Linked DNA regions of Homo sapiens: region 2 is linked to region 1. Evidence: chromatin loops called from intact Hi-C (ENCODE). Cell type or tissue: GM12878. All regions are shown on one strand. Each heading gives the region's core, and the rest is flanking DNA. Links, peaks and the distances in the headings are about the cores only.

Evidence for each region. A loop is a pair of places that touch in the nucleus more often than their neighbours do. Peaks named below come from ENCODE experiments on the same cell type or tissue, not always from the same donor. Only the 100,000 strongest peaks of a DNase experiment are listed, where the experiment ranks them.
Region 2: it touches region 1 in a loop (4-fold over the local background); 1 of 110 quality-filtered maps calls a loop at or near these places.

What each region holds. Positions count from the first base shown.
Region 1 is chr13:42,496,532-42,501,922 of GRCh38, forward strand. No RefSeq gene overlaps it. Among named protein-coding and RNA genes, the nearest start is that of LINC02341, 74 kb to the left of the region's middle. In GM12878, for the core only: a CTCF peak has its summit at 2,196; DNase peaks (open chromatin) are centred at 835 and 1,460; H3K27ac peaks cover 2,378 bases.
Region 2 is chr13:42,374,712-42,380,102 of GRCh38, forward strand. No RefSeq gene overlaps it. Among named protein-coding and RNA genes, the nearest start is that of LINC02341, 47 kb to the right of the region's middle. RefSeq lists an enhancer at 3,298-3,377. In GM12878, for the core only: no CTCF peak of the experiment used is centred there; DNase peaks (open chromatin) are centred at 3,160 and 3,900; H3K4me3 peaks cover 447 bases; H3K27ac peaks cover 3,546 bases.

The sequences.
Region 1 (5,391 bases), core at 258-5,257:
TGTACCTCTGCAAGCCCACGCCTTGTCCCTGCTGGCTTCTCCCTCCTGGCCCCAATGCCCACTTGCCTTGTCAAGTACCTGGCCACGCCAATGGTAGTCCTGGGTAAGCTCTGCCTCATATCAGTCTGCTTGGGCTCTGGCACCTTCTGCCACCCAATCCAACCCAAATTTATATAATTCAACAATACCAGCTGACCTTGTATGCTGTGGTCAGTCACTGGTCTAGCGCCAGGCTTCAGTAGGTAGAGGCATGTGTTTAGATCTGGTATCTTTAATTTTAGATATGGTGTAATGTACATCCCCATCACTGCCTTGGAACCAAAAGGAAAGGACAGTGATACCAAACATAATGACACCTTATAGCCTAGCTCCTTGAGGGCCATTTCACAGCCCTCCTATCTTTAGAATTGTAAAATGCCGGCCGGGCACAGTGGCTCATGCCTGTAATACCAGCACTTTGGGAGGCCGAGGCAGGTGGATCACAAGGTCAGGAGTTCAAGACCAGCCTGGCCAACAAGGTGAAACCCCATCTCTACTAAAACAATACAAAAATTAGCCGGGCTTGGTGGCATGTGCCTGTAATCCCAGCTACTCGGGAGGTTGAAGCTGGAGAATTGCTTTAACCCGGGAGGCGGAGGTTACAGTGAGCCAAGATTGTGCCACTGCATTCCAGCCTGGGTGACAGAGCAAGACTCAGTCTCAAAAAAAAGATTAAAAAAATTATAAAATGCCTATCCCTCAAAGTTGTAAGATTTGGTCGAGAAAGCTACAGATTCATTTCAGAATGAGTAGTCAGGGTGAGCCCCCACAGATTACTGAGAAAGCCATCAATCCCTGTCATCTCAGAACTGCTGATCATCATCTCATCTTTCTCTTTGCTCCAATTAACTCTTACTCTTTGGTTAAAACAACTAAGTTACGGGGGAATTAAAGGAAATTCTGTATTGACAAATACATGGGGCTGAACGGTGAATATATGCTAAGTAAGAAAACATATGTCTATTGGAAATTTAAGACTCTTTCCAGATGTTTACATAATTTACTTTTTCTTTCACTATACATGTAATGATTTAAAATGTTTTTTCCATGAAAGAATAAATTATGTTTAAATAGTAAAATGCCTATTGGCCTTGGGTTCTTCCAGGGAAGGCTACCAGTTCCCTTGGAGGTAAAAGCTAAGAAGTAACTAGAGGAGCAACATTGCTTCTGAGAACCCACACTGTGCCAGCCACTGTCATAGACATATGTCAGCTTGTTAGATCTTCAGAAGCACCATGAATGTTAGATGTTATACCTGTTTTACAGATATGGAAATGATGGTTTAGAGGGTGAAATAACTCGTCCAAGGTCACACAGCTAGTAAGTGGTGGAGTCAGGTTTTAAATCTAGGCAAGGCTATACTAAGTACCTGGATCATACCACACTTCTCCCCACTTGAGTCATGGGCTACTGCAGTTGGGGAAATGACTCAGACTTAGAGATAGTGCACATGTACATTCTCTGGAATAGTTCCTGGTATTGAGTAGAGGCTCATTGCATGTTAGTTTCTCACATCCTTTTCTCTAGGATGATTTCTGACAGCACATGAAGTCATGAAGGGGACACACATGAAGTGTGGCCTTAGATTAAAAGTGTGCAGTGTAATCATAATAATACCAAATAGTCCCTACTATTTGCCAGGTGCTGTACTATGTCATTTATGTGTATTAATTCATTTCATCATTTCAACAATCCCATGAAATACGTTCTACTTTTGTCACGCCGTTTAACACTTGCCAAGGTTTCACATTAGAGCTGGTAAATGAGAGAAATGGGACGTGAACTCAGGCAGTCTGTCTCGAGTCCAAGCCTTTAACCACTATGCGATACTGCCCACTAAATTATTAGCCTGCTGTAGTCTAGATACTGTGTACATATATATGTGTGTGTGTGTGTGTGCATATATATATATGTGTGTGTGTGTGTGTGTGTGTGTGTGTGTGTGTGTACTCCACCCTTGAGAATTGCGTTGATATGATTCTCTGGGTCCATCTTACAATGCCATATTATGATTCCACAATATGAGATTGTCCATTATCCTATTACAATGGCTTAATCAGACACATGCTATGAGCCAAGTGGTGGAGATGCCTTCAAAACACCCAAAGGAGTTGGCCAAAGCCGAAGAGGTTGACTTACAGCCCCACCACTCTTCAGCTCCAGGCACTGCACTGGAAACATGCACAATAAGGGAAAATTGACATTGCAATTTGAGTTGCAGATTGTACTGATGGTGTGGTTTGAATAAATACCATGCCCTTTGAAAGTCTTATATTATTACGCTAGACACATGAGGGTTTTCCTATTCCTATTGCAGGCAATAGGCAAAAATCTATCTTCATAGCTGAAATCTGTTTTGGAATTCATTGCTGCCTTTCTGGAAAGACACTGTTTAATTCTGTCTCCTGGGTGTGTGACCCTATGGTCTCTACCTTCTTTGTAGATCTGTGAATAAAGCTCTTTGTAATGAGGCCACTTTTTGTGCAACAACAACAAAATGTTTCTGAGAAGGATGTTAGAGCCAGACTTTCTTTAAGTAGTGGTGTCTGGTGTTGTTTACTTTTAAAATAGTTTCTAGTGCAAGGGAGAATTGTGTCCTAGAAGAACTGTCCCAAGGAGCTCATGAACAGGAATAATGGTTTGTACCACTACTTTCTGGAAAGCAAACGGGGATTTTGATGTGAACCCAGAAAGGGGTCGGACCACATTGACATATATTTTCTGGTTTCTAATCTTACCTCCACTGCCATTATGCACTGCATTACACAACCCTCTACCCTAAGGCCCAGCCACCCTACAGCCTTTTATCAACTCACAGAATGGTCTCAGCACAGCATGAATCTAGATGAGGGCTTAGGGACCCGTGGGTGGCCAGACCTCAGGCTCTGGGCATCAACAGGCAGACCTCCAGTTCTGCCCTGAAATAGAATTATGATATCATTGTGAGCCAATCAAATTGCCTGTCTGAGTTCAGTCCTGGATGCTCTGGGGTGGTAATTCCCAGATGATTTGATCTATGGTATTTTCTAGTAGTCTAATTTGATAATGTCATTTAACTGAAAAATATGTCTCTCATTATTATTATTATTATTATTATTATTATTATTATTATTATTTGCCAGTGTAGAAGGAAGTTAAGAAAGGGGGATTAACTTTAATTTTTTTCAGTTTAATGGAACATATACTAAGAAAAAAATGTCTCAGTAAGTGATGCTCACCATCCACTCAATTGTCCAATCCAAAATTTTAACCGGGAGTTGTTTATGTGTCCTCTCTTTCACTCGCCGCTGATGTCCAATCGATCAGTAAGTCTTGTCCTGTCAATTTCTGAATTTGGCTATTTTCGTCATAACCACTGTTAAGATTCTCATTCAAGGCATATCAACCGTCCCTTGTCTGGACCAATGCAACAGCCCCAACACTGATGTCCTGCTCCCCGTCTTGCCTCTCTGTCTCCACACAGAGGCCAGAGAGGTCTTTGTAAATAACAAGTCATATTATATCACTTGCCTGCTTCAAGCTCTTCAGTGCTTTCCCTTCCCAACCAGATGAAAATTCTGATTCCTTACAATGGATGGCCTGAAAGATATCGCATAGTGCCTGATCCCTGCTTCTCTCATTGACCCCCTCTCTCTCCACTCACAACTGCATTCACAATATTCAGGCACATTAACCTTGTCCTTGCTTCAAAGCTTTTGCATTGATGGTCACTCTGCCTGGAATGCTCTTCTTCTAGATCTTTGCACAGCTGCCTCTTCCTTATCACTCAGGTCTAACTCAAATGGCACCTCCTCAAGGAGGAAAAATGCATATCATGCCAACTTGCACACTTGTAGAATTCCTGCTCCTGTGCTCCAAGTATAAATGCCATGAGGGTCGGGACAGTGCCAGTGCTGTTCCTTCCTTTATCTGCAGTGCATAGCACCATGTCTTGTTCAAAAGAGGTATTTAATAAATGAATGAATTAATTCATGGATCCCAGCTAATTTGGTTGTTTACTGCTGGGGAAGTTCTCTAGCATGATATGTAACAGGCTCTTATAAACTGCATTGCACTGCAGTCCTATGATGATAATAAAAAGCACACTGATCTTTAGTTGGTTTTGTTACAGTTTTAAAAATTTCTACAGAAAATGCACCTTCTTATTTCCTCCATGGCATGGGCCATTCCCACTGCCTTGCCTTTGGTATGGTTCTGGGAAAAAATAATAGCCTTCCTCATAGCATTGAGGGTAGAAGACAGAGTCAGCTGACCCATGGAACATAAAATATTCACAAAAATATTCACATGAGAGGGAGTCACAAAGCAGTGTCACTAAAATGTACAGAAATAAATCACTCCTGGTACATAAGCAATTAAGGATAGAAATTTTGCAGAGCATTTTGGAAAAGCACCTGTATTAGACAGGATAGGTAGGATTGTGCTGCAGTAACAAATGACACAAAAATCTCAGTGGATGAGCACAGGTTTCTTTTGTTTGTTGTTTTTCACACCATGGTACCTGTTCATTGTGGAAGGCTAAGAGACTTCCCATTCATTGTAGTGACTCTGGGACAGAGGCTTTATCTGAACATGGGGTTCATGTTTGTTGAAGTGGGAAAAGGGAACATGGTAAAGTATGTACTAGCTCTTAAAGATTCTGCTTAGAAATGACACCTTTCATCTACAAAGAATTCAAACAAATTTCCAAGAAGAAAACAAATAATCCCATCAACAAGTGGGCAAAGGATATGAACAGACATTTCTCAAAAGAAGACATTTATGCAGACAAAAGACACGTGAAAAAATGCTCATCATCACTGGCCATCAGAGAAATGCAAATCAAAACCACAATGAGATACCATCTCACACCAGTTAGAATGGCGGTCATTAAAAAGTCAGGAAACAACAGGTGCTGGAGAGGATGTGGAGAAATAGGAACACTTTTACACTGTTGGTGGGACTGTAAACTAATTCAACCATTGTGGAAGTCAGTGTGGCGATTCCTCAGGGGTCTAGAACTAGAAATACCATTTGACCCAGCCATCCCATTACTGGGTATATAGCTAAAGGATTATAAATCATGCTGCTATAAAGACACATGCACACGTATGTTTACTGTGGCACTATTCACAATAGCGAAGACATGGAGCCAACCCAAATGTCCAACAATGATAGACTGGATTAAGAAAATGTGGCACATATACACCATGGAATACTATGCAGCCATAAAAAATGATGAGTTCATGTCCTTTGTAGGGACATGGATGAAGCTGGAAACCATCATTCTCAGCAAACTATCTCAAGGACAAAAATCCAAACACCACATGTTCTCACTCATAGGTGGGAATTGAACAATGAGAACACGTGGAC
Region 2 (5,391 bases), core at 160-5,159, 120 kb before region 1:
CACTTCTTAAAGGCCCCACCTTCTAATACTATTTTAAATTTTGGAGGGGACATGTTCAAACTATAGCAGTCGAGTATGGTATTCTGATCACCATTGTATTTATCTGCTTCAGACAAATTTGGAGAATTTGACTTAAAGCACAGCTGTTGATAGCCCCAAATTCCATTCCAGCACTTCTTTGCTATATAGTCTGGCCATCATCCATCCCCCTTAGACCAGATGTAATACATTGTAGGATGAAGTAGGTGTTTCATGTGATGGAATGGGTATTAACCATCCCATAGATTGGATTAATTTTAGAATGTCACATCACTTCAAGTCTTGTTGGCATGCTCAGAACTTATGCTTTCTGAGGCAACTTGAGTGGCTGCCTACAGCAGGATGAATCCTGTGGCTTGTGACAAACCTGGCTTCTGCCTGTGTCTATGAGGCACCACGGCAAAGATGCCATGGCTCTGAATCCCAGCTTCACTGTGCTTAGTACATGGTCTGGAACAGAGAATGCACTTCATGTATCTTCATTATCACCACTGCCACAACTACCAGATGAGCTTAGTCAACCTGTTCACTGAGGCTTCCTGAGAGTGATGCCTATTTTATTTACCTTGCAATATTATTGTGAAAATTATAAGAAAGTTTGCATAAAAAGTAATTTGCATAGTGTCCAATAAAGAGTAGAATTAAGGAAAATGTAACTACTACTATTATTGATGTTGTTGTTACTATTATTATCACTACTGAGGCTGGAAGAATATCTACTTCTGCTGTGCCATCAGTACAATACATCATGACAATGGATTATAGCAATTATTGCTCTAAGGCACTGACATTTTCTAAACAGATAAAACATTGTATCAACTGCTGTTTTTATAATTTGGAACTGACATCATCATATATTTGTAGGCACACCATAAAAATCTCTTCATTAACACACTGATAGCATCTTTTATTTTCCTTCACTCAGAGTTTTTTTTTCTGCCAACAATTAGTCTTGATTTCATCAAAAGCAATGATTACCTAAAGGAATATTGACATTCTACAGAACTATGTCCTTCTTGCATTTTTGTAGTTGTCATGGGAAATTAAGATCAGATCAGAGTCATAGCTTATAGTATAGGAAATATATGGTTCAAAAACAGCACAAGGTATTTGATGTGGTCACCAGATAACCTTGAATTGTAGACCCTTGCCAAACACTGCAGAAATGCTTTGGGCTGGAGTGTTCTTGCTTCACAGACTTCTTCATTTTATGATTGCCAGAGTCATTGAAAATAAATTTTGGATTGTGCTAAAGGGAAATAACAAAGATACTATCTGGGATCAGTCTCTCAGATTTGACAGACAATTTCATGCTTTTAATTGATTCCAATCTTTGCAAAAAAGTGGAACGAAGTAATAGACAAAAATTAACAACAAAGATGCCAGAAGTGACTATCATTGCATGAAACTTTTGCTGTGTTGTTTGCAAATTGCGTTCCAGTACTATATTCTCATTTGTTGAAAGATATTAGAAAAGAATCCAATCCCCAAGCTTTGTAAAGATTTTGATGTTGTGGCATATAGTAATCGTATTCATTTCCCCCTTTATCCTTTTTGTATTATAATCTTCCAAGTTCTAATTGGGCACACAAACTCCTTTTCCTGGGGTAACTTAAGCTAGATATGTGATTAAATTCTGGCCAATGGGATGTGAGTTGCAACTTCTTGCTAATACCCTTTAAAAAGAAACTGATTGCTCTGTACTCTCTTTTACCCTTCCTTTGGGGCAGAATAAAGAGGAGGTGCTGCAGATAAGAGCAACATTCTAGGGAATGTTGCTAGGGCAACAAGTGGAAACACTTGGAAAAGTGTATTTGGCTCTATAGAAATTAGATTTAATTTTTTTTAAAAACAGAAGATGATCCTGGGTCCCTGGAGGACCTCATGGAGCAGAGTCAGCTTCTTGGCCTTGCCTTACCCACAACCTATGTGCTCCTCTGTTAAAAGGAAATATTTTTCCATTCTGCTTGAGGCACTGTGTTTTGTGTAACTTTGCTACAGCAACTTGGGCTATGCCCTAATACTAGATGTGTTCTAAATTTTCCACACTTGCTGTTTTCCCATTGGATGAAGGGCTTGTGAGACACAGCATATGTTAAAAAAAAAAAAAAGACTTCTCTATTACTCTTTTTCAAGGTGGCAGACAAAGTTCAAATTCACATTATAGGCTCTTTTAGTATATTACATGTCCTCAGCACTGGTACTTGGTTCCCTCCCTCCCTCCCTTCCTTCCCTCCTTCCTTTTTTCCTTCCTTCCCCTCCTTCCTTCCTCCCCCCACCCCCTTTGTCTTTCTTTCTTGAGACAGGGTCTAGCTCTGTTGCCCAGGCTGGAATACAGTACGTCCCATCCTTGCTCACTGCAGCCTCGAACATCTGTGCTCAATGAATCCTCCTGCCTTAGTCTCCTGAGTAGCTAGGACTGTAGGAGCATGCCACCATGCCAAGCTAATTTTCTATTTTTGTAGAAATTGGGTCTTACTATGTTGCCCAAGCCGGTTTTGAACTCCCTGCTCTTGACCTCCCAAAGAGTTGGGATTACACACGTGAGTCACTGTGCCTAGCCAGTACTCAATTTCATTTTGAAAGTTGTATTTCTGTTTTATTTTTGTTAAATGGAATTAAAATGTCTGTGCAGTGTCTATCATAACCTAGTACAAAAGCAATAAAACTATTGTAAGCACTAAGCAATGTGGTCATTATTGACTTCTTTTTCTAGCAAAGGAAAGAGATAGGAAAATGGCTTTTGCATGGGGAATTTAATGTGTCACAGAAAATGATATAGAAGATAATGTAAATTGTGATGATGTGAACGCGGAGTAGTTTGTGTCGAGCATGATGGCCAATGGCAGCTAACTATGCCCTTCTGGAAACAGATGCACCCCTTTGCGTATATCAAATCTCCAAGCTGCACTGCACCAAAAGAACCCTGGGCACCATGTTACTTAGCTGGAAGGAAATGGGGAAGCTGTGGGAACCCCTATAAAACTCCCTCTGACATATTTAGCCTGTGGCTTGTGGGTATTCACTCAAACTCCAGGAGTGTGGGTTACCTTTAGTCAAATCTGAAGGAGTTTTGCATCTGTCACCCAATGCAGAGCTGAAGGAGAGGGAGCAGGTGTGAAATACAACCCAGACTTCCTTTTTAGTCCCAGTGGGGGTACATTTTTGTCTCACTGTTACCCTTGGTAACTCTGGGATGGTAAATAGTGAGATGAGTAATTCAGAAAGTGGAAACGGAAAGTGTTACTATATCTGCTACGAAGCTTTGCATCAGAAAAGTACTTCCTTTGCTTCTAAAGAGACTTGAAGAGTTTTGGGCTTCTTCTTCTTCTCTCTAGGTAGCTTTTTATTATCTCATGTTATAGTTACTTACATAAACGTATTGCTGGGAATTCTAGTAGCACAGGGATTATAGGAGTTTCCTGTGATTTAACTAAATCACTGGTGTCTTCAATACCATGTCCATGCTTCCCCCACAAACATCAGAGAAAATGACTTCTTGGCATGGGAAGTTTATGAGTCCAGAAATAATCTATATTTAGTATTTTTGGCATGGAGCCCTCCATAATCTGGCTCCAGGCTGCCTTATTCCTAGGCTCTGCCTCTTCCCTCCGTGTGATATCATATCAGATGGCAGAGGCAATGGAACCATCAGACTAGATTGTGGTTTTGGGCCACAAAGCATGACCCATCAGTCTTTCAGATTCTTAGTAGATGGGATGACCCCATGAGCTTTACCACCATAATTTTATTTTTACACCCATGAAAGTCATGGGCACTAGTTGGTGAGATCCAGAGGCCAATCCTGAGGTCCTGAGATGGTTCTCCAGGAGGGAGGTGCGTAGGAAGTGAGAGGTCACACTGTCTTCTCACACTAACCTCAGCCTCAGGGTGTGAGGCCAGCTTCAGAGGGGAGACCACAGTTCTGGGGCCCAGCCGTTTCAGCCACTGCCTTCTTGCCTTCTTTACTAAGGTCGTTAACAAGCATACTCATTAGTGGCAATTTCCCTGGTGGTTTTTGTGATGTGGGATTTGTTTGCTATGAAATGGCTGAATCCGCAAATCATTTAAAATAGTCAATCCTACTGGAGATAGAAATAACTCCTTGCCTGTGTTGATCCTAGCTAGTGACCAGTGTCCAGGAGGTGAAATCTTGGGAAGAGAGGCCTGGGCTTCTGACTCAGCAGAAACCACCGTCTTGACATTTTTAGTCTTTTCTTTGGTCTTGTCCTACTATAGAGACTTCTTTCTACAGGCCAGATTTGACAAAATAGCCCTACCAAATCATAATCAGAGGTGCACCAGCCACCCTCCCCCAATAAATTTGGCCTTATTTCTTGTTACCCTGATGATGCTCAGGATTCATAATACATATCTCTAAGGAATCTCCAGATTTGTATAATACTTGAAACAGAATATCCAAGAAGAGGAGAAAAAGAAATGGCTACAATAGATCAGTCCTCCACCAGGAGTGGCTTGAATCTCAGGGGAGGTTTGACAATGTCTGGAGACATTTTTGGTTTTCACAACAATGGGAAGGGGGTTTGTACCACTGGTGTCTAGTGGGAGGTCCCAGGAAGCTGCTAAATGTCTTACAACATGCAGGACAGTCCTCTACAACAAAGAACTATTCAGTCCAAAATGTCAATAAGGCTGAAACCCTGAAATAGAGGAAGACAAAGAGGTCTTCATATATCCTGCAGTTTAAGAAATGGGTTTTAAATATTTACTGAGCATCTATTATGTATATAAATGGTGCTTTTTTTATGAGATGGTCCAAGGAATAAAAGTCACATTCACGAACATCAAAAAGTTTCCAGTTTACTTGGAGATGGTACATACACAATGAAATTGTGTGTTATTTATTACAGCAATACTTCACTTGCAATGGAGATTGATACTTATATTGGTTTGCTAGGGCTGCCATAATAAAGTTGGCTTAAATAACAGAAATTTATTTTCTTTCAATTCTGGAGGCTGTACGTCCAAGATCAAGGTGTCAGCTGAGTTGTTTTTTGCTGAGGCCTCCCTCCTTAGCTTGTAGGTGGCTGTCTTCTCTCTGTGATTTCACATGGTCTTCCTTCTGTCTTTGTCTGTGTCCTTATCTCTTCTTCTTATAAGGAGACCAGTTATTTTGGATTAGGGCCCACTCTATGTGCCCTCGTTTTAATGCAATGACCTTTTTAAATACCCTATCTCCAAATGCAATCACATTCTGAGGTACTGGCTGGTTAGGACTTCAACATATAAATTTGGGGAAGATGCAATGTAGCTCAGAACAGTACTCTCGGGTTATAACTTGGTAGCCAACGGTAGAAAGTTAAAAAGCAGCACAGAAATTCATTTTAGAGT